Regions from separate parts of the Homo sapiens genome. Here region 2 is linked to region 1. Evidence: read pairs that join two places in POLR2A ChIA-PET (ENCODE). Cell type or tissue: PC-3. All regions are shown on one strand.

Region 1 (2,500 bases):
ATCTGTAATCCCAGCACTTTGGGAGGCCGAGGTGGGTGGATTGCTTGAGCTTAGGAGTTCGAGATGGCCTGGGAAATGTTGCGAGACCCCCATCTCTATGAAAAGTTAAAAAATTAGCTGGGCGTGGTAGTGCGCCAGTATAGTCCCAGCTACTTGGGAGGCTGAGGCGGGAGGATCACTTGAGCCCCTGGAGATCGAGCTGGAGTGAGCTTTGATCACGCCCCCGCTCTCCATCCTGGGTGACAAAGTGAGTGGTGTCTCCTAAAAAAAAAAGGTATGGAGATTCTGGAGTGGTGCCAGTGGAGTACAGTTTCAGAGAGGGATGGTCAGGGACAGCCTTTCTGCTGAGGTATATCAAGCTCCAAGTGAAAGGAGGGACAAACCATGGGGAAAGCCAGAGAGTGAAGGGCTTGGCATCAGCAGGCTGGAAGTTCCTCCATCTCACTAGTTAGGTGACCTTAGAGAGGTGGCCTTGTAGCATGGCATTCGTATTTGGGACTTGGGAAAAGCATTGTGGTAAACAGCAAAGCATTACCTAAACTTCACATTTCAGTACAGTGTAACAAGGGAGAGCAAACTAAAGAGACACAGAAGAGTCTTTTTTTTTTTTTAAGATGGAGTTTCATTCTTGTTGCCCAGGCTGGAGTATAATGGCGCGGTCTTGGCTCACTGCAACCTCCGCCTCCCGGGTTCAAGTGATTCTTCTGCCTCAGCCTCCTGAGTAGCTGGGATTACAGGCACCATGCCTGGCTAATTTTTTTTTTTTTTTTTTTTTTTTTGTATTTTTAGTAGAGCCGAGGTTTCACCATGTTGGCCAGGCTGGTCTCGAACTCCTGACCTCAGGTGATCTGCCCACCTCGGCCTCCCAAAGTGTGGGGATTACAAGCGTAAGCCACCGTGCCCAGCCAGTATTCATCTTTGCTTGCTTTTGTAGTATTATTCATTTAAGATTTTGTATTTGTTTATGCTTTTCTTTCTCCAACATCTTTTTCTTTTCATTTAGTTTGAGTTTTCCTTTTATTAAATAGTTGCAGGCCTTTTGGCTCTCAGTGGAGGCATTTTCTACTCTGTTCCTGTACTCCCTGATTAATTCATTCTTTAAAAAAATCCTCTAAGATTAATATTCATCATGGGGGCTCAGAAAATGAAAGTCTTTTATAGAGTAATTCTAAACTCCAGAATAATTCATTTGTTCTGATGCTTATTAAGGACTTGAAGTTGTTTGTTTGCTCTTTCTGTTTTTATAGCCAAATAAAATTTTGCAATACTCATAATAATATTTGAGTAGAACTTTGTAGTTTACAAAATACTTTCCACACTCACTCACATTTGAACTTTAACAACCCGAGAGCTAGACAACACAGACACTATTGTGCACTTTTACAGATGAGGAAACCTGAGGCTTAGAGAGCAGCGTTTAAATCTGGGTCTTTCTGTGGTGCAAATATGAACATATGAATGAAAAATGCTGAACTGTTTTGTTTTTAACACTTGGGATTACTAAAATGGTATGTTTTTTTAAGCAGTCTCATGAAAGATGTAGATGACTTAAGAAGTATGGATCTATAGGGGATTATGGAGAGAGAGGGTTATATGTCCCTGATCATTGTGAACAGATACCATGGAAATGGCTTACAAAACCCCTTTTTGTGTCATTGTCAGGAGGAGGATATGAATCTAAATACTCCTGGCTCTGATTTTGTGCAGGAATTTTCATTTATTTTTGTCCAGTTACTTAGACTAAGGCTAACAAATATATAGTTTCCTTCTGGGCAGAAACAGAAGTAATCACAAAGTAAAATAAAGCTTCTTAAAAATGCATTGTCCTAGATTTAAAGAATGTTTCCTTAGAAAATGCTATCTTATTTTGAGATCAAAGGTCTTGAAGACTCTTAAAATTTCTAAAGTATTATAGAATCAATAAAAATTAGAACTGGGAAAGTCCTTAGAGATTAACTCTAGAACCGTTAAAATATTTGATCTGGAAGGAACCTTTGAAGAGTCCCAGATCCCCAAATTGTGTGAGGTGAAATTGTATACTGTTGTGTCCTCAGCATCCTGATGGGGCCCATCCAGTCTCTCCATGGCCTCTTGATTATAGGGGCCTCTTATTGCCTCAAGAATAATCCATTCCACAAATACTGTATGATTTCACTTATATGCGATAGCTAGAATAATCAAATGCATAGAGACAGAAAGTAGAATGGTGTTTTCCTGGGCTGGGGGAAGAGAATATGGGAAATTATTGTTTAATGGATACAGAGTTTCAGTTTTGCAAGTTGAAAAGAGTTCTGGAGATAAATGGTGGTAATGGTTGCACAGTATTGTGAACTTACTTAATGCCATTTGAACCACAATTAAAAAAATAAAAACTAAGCAAATGAAGCGGAAAAAAAAAAGAATCCATTCCATTGCTGGACAGCTGTTGGAAAGGCTCTCTATGATGACTCCTATTGGTGTAAGTTTTGTACTCTGTAACCACAAGAACGAATCTAACCCT
Region 2 (2,500 bases), 180 kb before region 1:
GAGGCGGGTAGGTCACAAGGTCAGGAGTTTGAGACCAGTCTGACCAACATGGAGAAACCCCGTCTCTACTAAAAATACAAAAAAATTAGCTGGGCATGGTGACATATGCCTGTAATCTCAGCTACTCAGGAAGCTGAGGCAAGAGAACCACTTGAACCCAGGAGGCAGAGGTTGCAGTGAGCCGAGATCCCGTCACTGCACTAGGGCCTGGGTGACAGAGTGAGACTCCATCTCAAAAAAGAAAAAAGAAAATTAATCCTTTATCACAAACCCTTGTAGCAGAGTACATCTCCCCGTATATACCAGCATTGTACCTAGGGTGGGTGCATTCCTCCTCTTACTTTCAGGAATGTCCTGAAGTCACTATAGCTATGGAGTAGCTGTTCTTTCACCACTTCACTTTCTTAATAAACTTGCTTTTGCTTTGTACGGCGGGCTTGCCCTGAATTCTTTCTTGTATGAGATCCAATAACCCTCTCTTGGGGTCTGGATTGGGACCCCTTTCCTGTAACATATTTCTGGCGACCACACAAGGGACTATAGTGCAGAAACCCTGACCCAATGGCTACCTTTGGGTAAGTGTTGGGGTTCTGTAACATCTTTCTGGTGAACCTGAAGGGACGATACTGAAGAAACCCTCCAATCCAAAGAAATAGACTGCAGCACTGATTGGGTAACTTTGGGTAAGTGGTGGGGTACCTGGGTAAAGAATGGGATTGGGTTAGAGGCCCAACTTAGGGGAGTTAGAGTCTCTCCTAAGACAGAGTGGGTTAGAAACCCTTCTTAATAAAAGGCAAGGATGCTTGACCAACCTCAGGTTAGAGGCCTGACTTAGGAGGGTTAGAGTCCCTTCTATGATTTGGGGGTTAGAGGTCCCTCTCAGTAAAGTCCCTCTTGGCTAAAAATGTGTTTGGCACCGCAGGCTATGCTCTTTGTATTAATCTGCCTTGTCTTCTTTGCTGCATAAATCAATTTCTTAATTGCTGTGTCTGTTTCACTGTCATTTTCAGCAGACTTTATTTAACTAGTTTTAGGAATTTTAACTTACTCTTTTCCTAAGCGCCTCCCAATTTCCATCCGTCTGCTTGTGATCGAGAAGCACTACGATGAAAATCAGGGGAATTTTATCCTTGCTGTTTCGTTTCACACTAAAAAATCTTCTTTCCTTTCTTGGATTTGGGCAAACTGGCTTTGCTTGTCCAATCCACACTGCTGCTATTGCCCAGACCTGTTTGCTCTGGTCATTCCCATCTAAATCCTCTTCATTTCCCTTTCCTTATTTGACATTTTTGTCGAAGTCCATGTTGTGGTTTATCTAAGATTCATGGCTCGGCTCACTTATGTTATCTGGAAAATGTGAATAAGAGAATTCAATTTTCGGCAGGGATCCCCTCATTAATGCAGCTGGCCTTAATAACCTCTCTTTTTAGTGGAACTCTGCCAGTGGCAATACACTCTCGCAGGCTTGGAACTTTTCTTTCAACATCACCTGCCTCCTTCATGGGAACCATGGCATTGATTCCAAAGAACGCACCACTAGGATGCATTATTGAACATTGGGACCAGTTTAAACTGAATGGGCTTAAGAAGAGAAAACTGGTCGGTTTTTTTTTTTTTTTTTTTTTGAGACGGAGTTTTGTTCTTGTTGCCCATGCTGGAGTACAATGGTGCAATCTCAGCTCACCGCAAACTCCACCTCCTGGGTTCAAGCAATTCTCCTGCCTCAGCCTCCTGAATAGCTGGGATTATAGGCATACACCACCACGCCCAGCTAATTTTCGTATTTTTAGTAGAGACAGGGTTTCACCGTGTTGGTTAGGCTGGTCTCGAACTCCTGACCTCAGGTGGTCCACCCTCCTCGGCCTCCCAAAGTGTTGGGATTACAGGTGTGAGGCACCACGCCCAGTGAAAACTGGTGTTTCTGTGTAATACTGTTTAGCCTCAGTATTATTTGGAAAAACAAGAGAAATGGCCTCCTACTGGAACTATGGCCTTTAATACTATACTTCAACTTATTTTTTTTTGTAAACGGGAGGGAAAATGGTATGAAATACCATATGTTCAAGCATTTTTGCAGCTCAGTCAGGATAAAACCCTGCAGCAGGCATGTGCATGTTTGATGAAAGGAAAAGAAGAAAAAGAGGTAGTCATACTAGATGATCCTTTAATGCAAAACCCCCGGGTTCAGCGGGGAGTTTTGGGTGGAGCAGAACTTCCTTCCATCAGCTGTGAAGGTTCAGATGTGTCAGTCCTTTCTCCCTTCAGTCCACCTGAAAGTTCTATTGAGAACCCTTCGTCCTCTCCTCCTTACAAGTCTAGTCCCATTCTATACCCACCACTCCCTGAGGAACTTAGCCCAGTGAGGACTACTCATAGCGGAGCCTCCCATCAACCTCCAAAGGGAAATCTTTGTCCACTTAGAGAGGTGGCAAATGGGGAAGAATGCACTGTGAGAGTACATGTCCCCTTTTCTATGTCTGATTTGGTTCTATGTAAAGAG

Evidence for each region. Peaks named below come from ENCODE experiments on the same cell type or tissue, not always from the same donor. Only the 100,000 strongest peaks of a DNase experiment are listed, where the experiment ranks them.
Region 2: POLR2A ChIA-PET joins it to region 1 with 5 read pairs; 3 of 35 experiments call an interaction of 5 or more read pairs at or near these places.

The regions. Positions count from the first base shown.
Region 1 is chr10:74,952,093-74,954,592 of GRCh38, forward strand. The region is part of intron 3 of KAT6B (lysine acetyltransferase 6B); the gene reads left to right. Among named protein-coding and RNA genes, the nearest start is that of SNORD172, 68 kb to the right of the region's middle. In PC-3, no CTCF peak of the experiment used is centred here; a DNase peak (open chromatin) is centred at 1,359; H3K4me3 peaks cover 698 bases; H3K27ac peaks cover 438 bases.
Region 2 is chr10:74,775,746-74,778,245 of GRCh38, forward strand. No RefSeq gene overlaps it. Among named protein-coding and RNA genes, the nearest start is that of KAT6B, 50 kb to the right of the region's middle. In PC-3, no CTCF peak of the experiment used is centred here; no DNase peak of the experiment used is centred here.